Linked DNA regions of Homo sapiens: region 2 is linked to region 1. The links are chromatin loops, found by intact Hi-C in ENCODE. Cell type or tissue: endothelial cell of umbilical vein. All regions are shown on one strand. Each heading gives the region's core, and the rest is flanking DNA. Links, peaks and the distances in the headings are about the cores only.

What was found. Hi-C counts contacts between places; a loop is a spot of excess contacts. Peaks named below come from ENCODE experiments on the same cell type or tissue, not always from the same donor. Only the 100,000 strongest peaks of a DNase experiment are listed, where the experiment ranks them.
Region 2: a loop joins it to region 1, with 7 times the contacts of the local background. A loop is called at or near these places in 5 of 110 quality-filtered maps.

Annotation. Positions count from the first base shown.
Region 1 is chr1:59,080,948-59,089,487 of GRCh38, reverse strand. LINC01358 (long intergenic non-protein coding RNA 1358) reads right to left here. Exons shown (of 3, transcript NR_110626.2): 3 at 1,241-1,473. Among named protein-coding and RNA genes, the nearest start is that of HSD52, 62 kb to the left of the region's middle. In endothelial cell of umbilical vein, for the core only: no CTCF peak of the experiment used is centred there; a DNase peak (open chromatin) is centred at 5,017; H3K27ac peaks cover 2,299 bases.
Region 2 is chr1:58,753,697-58,758,696 of GRCh38, reverse strand. It overlaps LOC112268263 (a long non-coding RNA gene), which reads right to left. Exons shown (of 9, transcript XR_007066129.1): 7 at 897-1,054; 8 at 392-418; 9 at 1-210. Among named protein-coding and RNA genes, the nearest start is that of JUN, 28 kb to the left of the region's middle. RefSeq lists an enhancer at 2,496-3,695. In endothelial cell of umbilical vein, for the core only: no CTCF peak of the experiment used is centred there; a DNase peak (open chromatin) is centred at 3,056; H3K27ac peaks cover 3,451 bases.

The DNA.
Region 1 (8,540 bases), core at 2,103-7,102:
GACAATGATCATATTATTATTTACAGATGACTCTTTCTGTTCTTAGTAAAGCAGGTTTCTTACTGACTTTTCTACAAAATACACTTAACTGATAGAGTAATTCTGCATACGTGGGTGTCACAAACATATAACTTTTTAAGAACATGATAGTAGAGTGGCTGATATGGTTTGGCTCTGTGTCCACAACCAAATCTCATCTTGAATTGTACTCCCATAATTCCAAAATGTTGTGGGAGGGAGCTGGTGGGAGATCATTTGAATCATGGGGGTGGTTTCCCCCACACTGTTCTCATGGTAGTGAATAAGTCTCATGAGATCTGACGGTTTTATCAGGGGTTTCTGCTTTTGCATTTCCTCATTTTCTCTTGCCACTGCCATGTAAAAAGTGCCTTTCACCTTCTGCCGTGATTCTGAGGCCTCCCCAGCTATGTGGAACTGTAAGTCCAATTAAACCTATTTTTCTTCCCAGTCTCAGGTATGTCTTTATCAGCAGCATGAAAATGGACTAATACAGTGGGCTTACTCAAGATTTATTCAAATGATGGTGACTCTTTCCACAGTTTAACATGTAATGACATTTTTTAAAACTAGGATTTTCTTGAATATTACTGACTAATAAGCAAATAAGGAAAGTTGAACTGGTACAGAAACACCCTTGCTTGATCCTTTAATAACAAGGAAGACAAAATTATATCGGCTCTTTATAAAGCAGCAAATGACCATTAGTTTGTTGGATGTAAAACACTGATGACCTGCAAGTGATATTAGCAGTTAGATAAAATCATCAAAATTTCAAATATTATTCTGGTTTCAAAGGATTGGACTATCAAGTCTCATTGAATATTTTACTGACAAACAAAGGTGTGTGTATGTGTATAGAACAGATGGAGTGAGTCTAAGCAGTTTCTGACTATCCAGGCCACTTTCTAGAGCAAGTTTTTAACTTTGCCCCCAAGGCTGATGAATCCTATTCTTCACTACTGGAGAAGAGGGAAGGTCTTCTATTCTTGGACAGAAAAGAACTCAACATAAGATCCGACTTTCTTTATTAGAACCATCTGCTCTGGGCAGAAATTTGCAGATCTTGGTAATATGCTACATTTCTAAAGATTTTTCTTATTCTTTTTGACTTTGGGTGTTTCCAATTCAGGTATATGAATCCAAGGGAACAGAAGTAGGGTATAGAAAGAAAATACAAGAGACCGAATGAGCACTCACTATATTCCAGGCATGCTGCCAGTTGGTTTCACCTACATAAGGATGTTTAATTTTCATTACATTTCAGGTGATCTGTATTATTATTTCAATTAAATAAATGAGGAAACTGAAACTCACAGAGGGTAAAAGGCTTGCCCAAGTTCTCAGAGCTCTAGAGGGGCAGAGTTAAATTGTTTCTTGGTCTTCTGATTCCAAGGCTATGTTCTCTTGTATGTTCTTGGTCTTCTGATTCCAAGGCTATGTATACTATAATGCCTACGAGAGAGAGAAGAGAGGAAACGTACTACGGTTTTCCCTAGTCAGACTCTTTGCATGCATTTTGGGGAATGTGGGGTGGTGGTAAGAGCTCAGGCTTTGGAGAGAGTTTGCAATGTACCTGTAAGGCTGCACCAGTTGTTAAAATAGTAAAAATTGAAATATTTTTATACCAATTGATAGATTTCTGTTGCCCTGAGTCCCTTGAATATTCTCTGTTACCTCAGCCATTCCAGACTCTACTCCAGGATTTTCCATACCCCCCTGTGAGTCAGCAGCCCAGTGGTTAAGTCATTGGACATTAGAGGGCCTTGAGGACCCTAATCCAATTCCTTGGCTAATCTATTCTGATTCATAGGTATCATTATGATATGGTTTGGCTGTGTCCCCACCGAAATCTCAACTTGAATTGTATATCCCAGAATTCCTATGTGTTGTGGGAGGGATGCAGGTGGAGGTAATTGAACCATCGGGGGCTGGTCTTTCTCATGCTATTCTCGTGATAGTGAATAAGTCTCACGAGATATGATCGGGTTTCAGCTTTTGCTTCTTCCTCATTTTCTCTTGCTGCCACCATGTAAGAAGTGCCTTTTGCCTCTCGCCATGACTCCGAGGCCTTCCCAGCCATGTGCAACTGTAAGTCCAATTAAACCTCTTTTTCTTCCCAGTCTCAGGTGTGTCTTTATCAGCAGTGTGAAAATGGACTAATACACTTTACTATATCCATTGTTAATAATTTTGAGTACCATTTCTGCCCCATTCTCCTTCCTCCTCTCTCATGAACCCAGTCCATCTATGGAGATTTCTATCTTTGCTAATATGAGTCCTTGATTTTTGTGGTGCTTTATGTGAAATATGCGTAGAGAAAAGCAGGAGAGGTAGTCCATACAAGGCAGAAGACAGAAACTCAGTTCATCTACATTATAAAGAATTGAGAGGAGATATAGGAAAGAAAATAGCACCTTGAAGGCTGAAGTTTGAGAAAGAGTGCCAGTGTGTTTGCTGAGGATGTGGTCCTGCAACAACAGTCAAATTCAATAAATTAGTAAGGAAGGAAAGATTTCTTGAGACATGTTTTTTGGGAATTGATCTTTCTTAAAGTTTTCAAAGGACATAAGAGAAAATGAGAATTTGTTTCTAATTACTACTGGGTTATGCTTCTTTATATTCTAGTCAATGCAAAGACTGGGCCGCATGAAGCTCCGGATTTCTGAAGGCGACAAGATGATCTCTAAGATTCCTTCCAATGTTAATCACATACAAAACACCTGAATCAATCCCTCAGAGGTTCATCAACTTCTGTGGGTTCTATAGGTAAGATGACAAGCTATGAGGTCACATGAAACTGATCTCAGTATGTGAGTTACAGTCTTGGATGTACCTACATTTGACTGTGAGTTCTTAAGAAAGTATCTTACCTTTATTGGTCTCAGTATTTTCATTCGTAAAATAGTAGGTAACATTTATTGCTGTTGCTTATTTTGAAATTGATTTTGTTGTTACTATTTTTTGAGTTTGACTTGTGCCACTCTACTTTTTGTCTATCATTTAATTAAATCCGTACAGCAAATGCATGAATTATGTATGATCATTTCCTTTTCACAGAGTAGACCTAGAAAACATGAGAGGCATGCATAAGACTCCTTGCTAGACAGCGGCAGAGCTGCAATTCACGGTGTCCTCTCTGCTCCAAATCCAAAGCTTTCTCCTTTACAACATATGGCTTCCCAACCTACCTCAAGACCCTAGACTGGAAGTCATGAGTAAGCTTTTGTCTAAGAGAATGCTTTGAAAAATATAAAATGCCATAGAAATATCAGGGTTTTAAATATATATTATTAGCTACTCATCTTCTTCTCTGTACTTTTTGTTGTTTCATCAAAATTGACCTTATAGATTTGAGGTGGACACTGGGATGCATCTCCCATATCTCCTTCCTTCCTTCTTTCCTTCCTTCCTTCCTCTCTCTCTCTTTCTTTTTTTTTTTTTTTTTTTTGAGACAGGGTCTCACTCTGTCACCCAGGCTAGAGTGCAGCGGTGCGATCTTGGCTCACTGCAACTTCTACCTCCTGGTTTCAAGTGATTCTCCTGCCTCAGCCTCCCAGGTAGCTGGAATTACAGGCAAGTGCCACCATGCCCAGATAATTTTTGTAATTTTTGATAGGACAGGGTTTCACCGTGTTGGCAAGGCTGGTCTCGAACTCCTGGGCTTAGGCAATCCGCTCAACTCAGCCTCCCAAAGTGCTAAGATTACAAACGTGAGCCACTGCATCTGGCTCCAGATCCCTTTTCAATCAAGAACTTGTTACTCTAGTTCCTGAGGTACTGTCAACCTTTAGGGAAGAGATGGCTGATCCCAAGTCACACTCCTTCCTGTAGCAACCTACATCCAGTGACTGATTGATACAGGAGTATAAAGAGCTCTGGCTTTCTTGGCTTCACTTTTGACAACTCTGAAGGGTCATTTTAGTTCCAGAGCTGTTGGTGGGGTTGGCCAAGATAGTTTTAGAGCCTGCATCATGCTTTGCCTTCTCGCTCTGCCAGTCCTGATTGTGGCCTTTCCCTCTTCCACAAGTGTTCATCTCAAGGCATTCCCTGAGAACATCCTGAGTGCTAAACACCTTCTGAGCCTGCTTCCTAGGGAGATCCATCCTGTAACAATATTTTGTTAGAATTGGTTCTTCATAAGTCTGACTTCCCTACTGACTTGAAAACTTCTTGAGGGCAGGAAATGTGTCATATTCATTCCTAAGTCGCCAGTGCTTGGCTTGATATTAGGTCCAGAAAAAAAAAATTCATTGTATGTTCAATGAACCTCTGGGATAATAATAATAATAGTTAACCATTATATAGTATCCTCGATCAGCTAAATTCTATATTAAAGGCTTTGAACATATTAGCCTAAACCTACAACAGTCCTAGAAAGTAATATTATTATTATTACCATTTTACAGATAAGTAAAAGCAAGCACCTAACGGTTCGAAGTTCTACCCAAGCTTACATATCTAGTGGTGGATCTGGGCTTTGATTGCTGGAAGTCTGTCTCTGAAATTCACTCTCCTAGCCACTACTCCTTACTGCTTCTTGTATCTGTGTACCTATCAATCCACCACTTTATTGAAGGGGGATAGGAAAGAGCTAGGTAAGAGGATACGAAGGGTAGTTTTTTTGTTTGTTTGTTTTTTGTTTTTAATTTCAGGGGAACTGGAATTACCACAGAACATTTCTGGGGATGGAGTGTCTGCTTGTTTTGCCTGGAGTCCAGGCAGGGCATATGAAGAGTGTAGGGCAACAGAGCTCCCCAGGTGACTCAGATGCACAGGCAGGTGTGGGAATCCCTGATGCAGGGGGCAGTTTCAAGTGTGCAGAAGGCACTTACACAATTGCCATAACAGAGGCCCTAAGATGTGAAATGATCTGGCAATAGCTACCCTGGTAGAGAGAGAGGAGCCAAGACTCTCCCTTGTTTCAGGGTCCTGGTCCAGGGCTCTTTGAGCTGCACTTCCTGAAGTGGGGCCAGGAATCTGCCTTGGGCATGGGGGGGAACCACATACCTCACACGTGCATCTAGTGATTACTCAGGAAGTGGAGGCTTTGGGGCTGACAAACGGTACACCGGAAAGGAGAGGGGAGAGCCTGCCAGGAGGGGGTCGGCAAAGCCAGTTCCCTCAAAGCATTGTCCTTTCCTTCCTCCAACAGGATGCCAGGAGCCCCACAGAAAAGGGACTCATTTGTCTTCCTTCCCAGCACAATAACCTGTTGCTGGCCTTTCTCTTGGGCCTTGCTCAGAGCAACAGGATACAGTCTTTGCCAGGGGAGAAGGAAGGAAGGAAGGAAGGAGGGGAGGGAAATGACAGGAGCTCAGGATCTCCAGTCCCTAGCCTGGGCCCCGGAGAGACCCAGCACTGTGAGGCCAGGACCCAGACTAGAGCTGTCCAGGTCCAGTCGGCCTGGTATGAGGAACAATTTCGTTTTACAGAAAACCTTAATCAGATGTAAGCTGAGTAACCGTTAGAAGCTGAGCTATCATTTCTGAGCATATCTGAGTGGCCTCTCTCCAACTTTTATCTTAATCTCATTTAGAAAAGAAAAATAAATTGGGTCAATTTAGAACTGTACCTTCTTTCCTTTTTTTATTCATTGTTAAAAAGAAGAAAAGAAGGTATGCATTGGAGTTTGTTTGTTTGCCATGGAAAAACCCTCTTATTTGCTTGATTAAACAAAAATAACACAAGCTACATAGGAAAAATTTCAGCTACATAGACACCACCTTTGTTTTAAGGCTGTAGTAGTTGACATAGCATCTTCTTGCTACTTTCTCTAGCCTTCTCTGTGGACCACAGTGATACATTCAGAAGCCTGTTAGTTAACACAGGAGTTTTTGAACACTTTTCTATTGGTTTTTCACCTGCTCATTGTCCGTCATGCCTGAGGCCTGCAAAAGTAACCTTTAAAATTTAAAGGTGAAAACTACTGGGCACAGTGGCTCACACCTGTAATCCTAGCGCCTTGGGAGCCCAAGGCAGGAGGATAGCTCAAGTTCAGGAGTTCGAGACCAGCCTGGGTAATGTAGTGAGACTCCATCTCTACAAAAAAAAAAAAAAAATACAAAAATTAGCCGGGTGCCGTGGTGTGCACCTGTAGCTCCAGCTACTTGGGAGGCTGAGGTGGGAGGATTGCTTGACTCAGGATCATTGGAGCCTGGGAGGTGGAGGTTACAGTGATCTGAAATTGTGCCACTGCACTCCAGCCTAGGCAACAGAGTGAGACCTTGTCTCAAATTTAGAAAAAAAAAAGGAGGGTGGGGTATTTGGGGGGAAGCTAAAAGAGAAAAAAAAAATGGGGCATTTTTAAAGCTCTTTTTTTAATAATTGAGGTTCTTCTGGTCTCACCCGAAACCTACAGCATCAGAAAGTGCATGTGTGTGGATGGTAGAAGCGTGGAGGGGGCTTAGCTGTGGAAAAGATGGCAGTGGGTGGGTTGTAGAATTGGAATCAATATTGCAATCCACCACAGAGGTATAAACAAAACTGAACAAATCAATGCATTTTAATAAATGTTTATTTGTTGCATTTATGAACACATATAAATGCCAGACCCTGTGCTGGGTGTGGGTTGTACAAAGCTAATTCTGAAGCTTATAGTTCAATAGGTGGCTCAGATGAGTAGTGAATAACTGAGAGCATTAGAATTATTTACACAGGGAGAGTCAGCTGTCTGGGAGACTGGGGGGGCCCTCCTGAGGTCCCTTACCCTGGCCAAGCACATGGGGGAGAGGGACAGATGAAAGTGAGTCTGAGCTCACCTTCCTCCGTGGGAATGGTTGAAGAAATTTGCACTCCTTTTAGATGAACATTCTAATCTTGCCTCTAAGACTCTTCCAAGGTGAAAAAAAAAATTCATTATATTCAGTTAAAACATGGGCCCTTGATATGAACTCTGCTGCCTGTCAAAGAGATCACATAATTAATTTTTAAAATTAAAGTTATTTGGATTTCAGCACCGACAATTTAGTGATGAGACTAGTGCTCTCGCATACACACACACTCTCTCTTTCTCTTTTCTGTGTTTCCCACCTGGAGTTGAGATGCAGATGTGAGGTGGTGAAGAGGGCCTAAAGGCATTTCTGTGATGGGCCCTGAGGAAAGACGGGGAAGAAAACAAAGTCCCTGGCCTGTGTAGCTCCCAGCCCTGCTGGAGGTCATAGTAGAAAGTAGTAGACTGGGACAAGGTCTAGAGTCAACTGACTCCATCCTGTCTTCACCACTCAGAGTTGCCCTTGGAGAAGATTTCCTAAAAGAGGTGAGAAAAACAGGAAGGGTGGGAACGAGCGAGAGGGCCAGGGAAAAAGAGGGGCAGAGGAGACACTCATTTATTAAGTGTGCGCTCTGTCAAGCACTTTACACATAGGATTTCTCTTGGTCTTTACTATTAATACATCTCCATGAATTACAAATGCTCATCCTCATTTTCCCCGGGGTGAAAATGGAGGCTCAGAGGGATGGATGATTCATACACAGTCATATCACTGGAGAGGGGAAGAACTGGGATTCTTCCCCAAACCAGCCTCATTCCAAAGCACATGTTCTTTAGACTACCCCACCCTTTGGATTAAAAACCCTTTCCTGGCTGATTTTGCATTATCTGATGAAACTGAGATGTGACTGGATGGCAGGTGAACCTCGCCTGGTGAAGAGCCACTCCACTGCCCAATGGGGAAGGTGCCCTCTTTCAAGTCAACAAGGGCACACTTTCTTTCTCAGAACTTTAATCATTACTTTACAACTTGTAATTTATCCTCCTTTCTGTAGGTATCTGGTGTTTCTTGATTGTTAAGGAAGGGAGGAAGTTTTGGTTTATTAAAAGAGAGAGAATTTTTCTGGCTAATGTGTGGCCCATGAGCCACAGACTTCGCATCACCTGGGAGCTTGTTATAAAGGAAGAATCACCAGTCACAGTCCTCTAGAATCAGAACTTCAACAAGATCTGCAGATGTTTCATATGTACATTCAAGTTGGTAATGCATGGGATAGAGGACCTGATTTAGATTCAGGCCCGGGTTCAAATTCCCATTCTACAAATAAGACCTTGGGCAGTTTACTGAATTCCTGTGGGTTTCACTTTCCTCACTCATAAACTAGGAAAGATGATGCCCATTGCACAAGCTTGTTGGAAGAGTAAGGGAGCAATGTTAACTTCAGTGCTGCTATTCAGTATGTCAGTATGCCATCCATGAATGGTACTTCTTTTCTGCCCCATCTTCCCTTCCAAAAAAAAGCATTTCCTCTTCAAGAATGTGCACACTACAGAATCTGTTCTCTGAAATAAAATGCTTCTGAAATACTAATCATATCCATTTGACCAGTGCTTTGCAATGTGGTAGCGACTTGTCATGCATGATGATTTAAATTAAAATTAAATAGAACACTTCAGTTTATCTGTTACTGTAGTCACATTTCAGTACTCAGAAGCTGCATATGGCTAGTGACTAGTGTGTTGGACAGCATTGATATTGGACATTTTCATCATCATGGAAAGTTCTACTTGACAGCATTACCTGGACACC
Region 2 (5,000 bases), core at 1-5,000, 330 kb after region 1:
GGTGTTTGCTAGTACAGTATGATCTGATTTTTGTTAGAGAAAAGTTGTGTGTGTTTGCATATAGGAAAAAGATTGAAATTAAGTACTCCAAAAATATCTCAGTAACATTTGGATAAGATTATTACTGTTCATGTTTTTCTTGTATTTTCTTTGTATACTTATCTGTTATTTCTCTTTTTTCCATAGCAGGTTGTATCATTTGTATAATAGCTGAAAGAAATAAAGACATAAAAATGCAACAGAAGCCAGAAAAAAAGCTTTAAAATGGCAGATATTAGCTCAAATTATAAAGCTATAAATATTGTAACAACTGAAATTGGGAAATAGACAATTCAGTGGAAGAGAATAGAAAGTCAAAGACCCATAAGATGTGGATATATAAATAACTTACTTTTTCTCTTGGAGTGGGAAGGCTTTCCTAAAAAATAATACAGAACTATTATGCAGAGGCCCCCAAAAATACTATATATTCAGATGATAGACCATTGACCAACAGGTAAATATTTCTAACCTATAAGACAAATAAATAGGACTAATTTTCTTAATATATAATGTGTTCTTATAACTCAGTAGAAAAATTGGCAAAGAATATGAACATCTGTTCTTGAAGAAAGGAGAAAAAGAGCAAGAGAATGGATCTCAGCCATAGAAGCATTTAGGAGGGAGCAGTGTTTACCTGGCGTCCACCTTTGTTGATAGTGTTTTTGTGTAATTATCAAGGTAGAAATTCAAACCATAGTAGAACAGAAACAATCCCATTCGTCACATCTGACCACGAAGGGATTCATCAGTTGCTTAGTGGGAGAAGAATAGGAAATTCATACCAGAATCCTATTTCACAGTTTATAATTGGTTATATAAAATTAGGCCTAAGCTAACTGCATAACAAAACATACCAGGAGGGGAAATGAAATGGCATCAAGAATGAAAAGGATGCTGACAAAGGGACTTCAATTCCATCTCGTCCTCTAGCTGTGTATCCTTGAATGGCCTTGCTAAACCTTCCTTCTTCATCTATAAAATGGACATCAGAAATCCTATTTATGGTGTTTTTCTGTGAAAAAAAATAAGATGGCATATGTTAAGCAGTTAGTGCTCAACAAATAGTAACTGTATTACATCCCCAGAATTATTATTATTATACTATACACATATATATAGGGCAGGAACAGGGTCAACACTATGAGCCTCCTCCACAGGACTGAGCAGAGAGCAGATCCTCACTGACTACTGCATTGGGACAGACACCACAGCCTTGCTGCGACACAGGTGGAGCATGGTTTTGCAGTCTTGCCAAGTTCAGGACCCTGTACCAGCACTGACTCCCACTTAGGGAACCTCTCAGGATCTTTGTTTCTTCATTTGGGGACAATTTTGGTGATGCAAGCTATAAGGGTTAAATTAAATTAAATCATATTTGGGAAAACACTCTTTGAACTATAAAGCTGTCAGCTTCAGCCCTGCCTTCCCCAGTTTGCAGAACCCACTTATTGAGGCATAGTTCATATCAAAGTTACCTCTTTCATCACCTCAGCCCATCCATCTAGGGGCTTCAAAAATGTTCTCAGACCTGGAATCTTAACTGGGGCCAAACAGTACACAGCCTAGTGCATAATACCAAGATCAAACTGACTGGGACAACTATGGGAAACTCTAGGACATCCCCTAAACTGTCAGCATATCCCACACACATGTTTTCCTTGCCTTCACTGCCAACCAGACCAGGAGCCAATATCCCAGGACCAATCATAGCACCATTTATGGAATGTGTTCTGTGTTCTGAGCCTTATGCTGAGTATTGTACTTGCAATGTTTCAATTAATCCTCACACTAGATCTAAGATAAGTAATCTTATCTCCTTTTTACAGATAGGAAAACTGAGGCTTAAGGAAGGTTAGGACAAAAGTTAAGGAACTAATGGTTCATAAATGATGGGCCAGAGTTTCTATTCCAAGTTTATTTGACTATGATCTTGGGTATTATGATGCCTCTGTAAGAATTATTTTGCAGATGAGTCCCATGAAGGAAACTGACCTACCTGCAATCACATAGCTAGTAAGCACCAAAACTGGGATTATAATCTATGTCTCTTCAAGTCCAAAGACATGCTCTCCCTGTGATACTGTGCTACCTTCCCCAATCCCGTAAGACTAGTTTCTGCCCAAGCGTCCCTTCCCTGAGCTCAGAGCCTGCTGTTGTCCCTAGCCTATTGTTGAATGGCCTGGATCCATGCCTAGCTCTTCTTAGTTTCTTTCCCTGGAATCTGGGTTCCAGATTTTGTCCTTGCTGATGGGACACCTGCTGAGGAAGGACAGATCTTCCCAAAAGATGACAGATCCCTACTTGGTTCCAGAGAATGCAAACAAGAGTTCTCACTTCAGACACATCTACCTTTGAGAATGAGCACCAGACTAACCCATTCCCTTGTTTTCTGTGTTGGATCTGTTAAGCTGCCATGCTCCAAAATGCTGAGTGGGGTCAAGAGGTTGTTCTCCAGCCTGCCTTCTTGCAATTTCATCCTCTTGCTAATTCAGGCATGTTAGAGACCCATAATTCTCATACTCAGGCCTGACCGATAACAAATATCAGCCGTTATTTTTTTTTATGCTTCTTCATTTCCAATTGTAAAAGTTGTATGCTCATTGTTTTATTTCCCATTGCTACGACAAACCCTTCCTCTCTATAGCAGTGCTACAGGAGCATAAAGGGAGCAGAGTTGCAGATGGCATATTGTAACTGGCCTTAAGTACAAATTAAAAATCCACCTACATGGTCAAGGGATGCTACAACCAGATCAATTTGCAGATAAAGGTGCTCATTCAAGCTGAAGGATTTAACAGAAAAAAAGCAGACTAAGAAACAGAATATTTAAACACTTCAAGTCATTTGCTTGGAAAGACTTTCTGCATCTTGTTGGAGGAGCGAGTCATCTTCCTGTGTGAAGTGTTCAAAGCTCACTTCCGGTGAGTAATGAGAGGGGCATTCAGGTCTGGATGCAGCCACTGTGCACGTGGTGAAGTCCACGGCACTACGGCTTCCTCTTCAGAAAGCAGAGGTGCTGCCTCTTAGGCTCCATAATTCTGGGCTCTTCTCCAGGCCACAAAACAACCAAAGTTTCTAAGGGCATATGCTGATGGCATCTGCCAGCTCTCTATCCAGTGCAACTATGGCTGTCTGTGACTCACAGTAAGCTCCACCGGAAGCCTTTTCCATGTGTTTCTGTGCAGGCTCTGTTGGCTGAAATTCGTGCCAGTCCCGAGAAAGGTCTGTGGTTCTGGCAGGCAGCAATCATGTGTTGGAGAGCTGCAAGGACCCAGTCTTAGTTCAGGCTGTAGCTGCAGAAAGGGTAAAAACACAAGCCAGCACACACTGATGTGTATAGTGAATGGGCCTGGACTACCTCAGTAGGCTGGAAAATACATAACAGTAGGTCTGGGGGAGAATGTACATCACATACACAGAAGGCTACTCATTGTCTAAGCCAACAATGGAATTTCAAAAAAGATAGAGAAGACCCCATTTCTCTGAAGCAACAAATCGTGCAGGACAGTAAGAGACTTGTGTTAGAAACTCCCATCCTACCTCTTATCTGGGTTAACCATAAGCCTTCAAATGACCCCACAGAAGCAGCCTGCAAGGGAGATGGTGGAGATGTTATCACTTCTACTTTTCACACGAGGAAACTGAGCTTCCGGGAGGTTAAGTTGCCATAGATCACACTGATAGTCAGCGGCCCCAGAGGATTTGAACCCACATCTGTCAGACTCAAAAGCCACCCTCCTACCTGCTTCAAAATTCATCTTGTTCCGATAAATTGTTATTCAAAGTCACCTGTGTTCAATGCTGGAGCCAAACACCCTTTTGGGGTACTGAATAAAAGAAAGAAAAGGAGAGAGGAAAGGAGTCCTAGCTTTGCTGCTTTTAAACAATGTGGCCTTAAGCAAGTCACTAATAACCTCTCCAGCCTGAATGTTTAATTCTGGGATCACTTTGACAAGTTTATCAGGGGAGATTCTCTTGTGCTATTTCCTTTATTGACCCTGAAAAAGTATAGTTTTCTCACTCAGTCATTATTCATTGATTCCTTCACTCTGTAAACATCTACAGACTACTCAGCGGCAGGCACTAAGGCAGAAGGATAAATAAGACATGGTCCCTGCCATCAAAGTAGTCATGGTCTGATGGGAAGAAAGGCCTACAAAAACAGTCACGTGGCAGTGCACAGGACACAGTGCTCACCCTCCATAAGCACAGACCTTTCTGCTGGTGCAGACCCGGAGCCAGCTTCTCAGCATGCACAGCAGAATGTGCACTACAGCAGCACCCTGCCCTAGGACCATGGGAGCACAGGAGAAGGGGCAATTAACACTCAGTTTTTCATCTTTGAACCACAGTCACTCTCTGAAATTACATCTTAGGGCCTTAGGGCTATTTTCACTGCATGGCACTGTTGGGTGACTCATCATAAATTTAGAGCTGGAGAAGAATGCTGAGATTATTATAATGCAATCCCTCATGTTATAGGTGGGAAAACAGGCCTAAAGAGGTAAGGTCACAGGTAGGAAGAAGTAGAAACTGCTTCTGCACCCAGATCTCTTGACTTCCATGTCTTGCTAATTTTCAGCAGTTATGAGATACCCAAATCTTTTTCCTGTTTTGATTCTCCCTACCTCCTTTCATACTATACAGTTTCATTCAACTAGGTGTAATAATGGAAGACAAGGACTCTGAATAAATATGAAACTTCTCCGTGGGACACTTGAAATTAAAAAAACATCATTTTTTTGGACTCATTTGCAGAAATCTCCAGTGAATGGACCTTGACCTAGCTGAGGTACTTAAGTCCTAGCTAACGTTAAAATCTGCTGCAGATGAATCTCTTTTGTAAAATGTAGTATATGGAAAAAGTCTCGATCTTGGATTTAGGAGGCCTGGATTCAAATATCAGCTTTGCCAATAGGTTGCCTTCAGTTCTTAGGCAAGTTCTTCCCTTCTGAGGA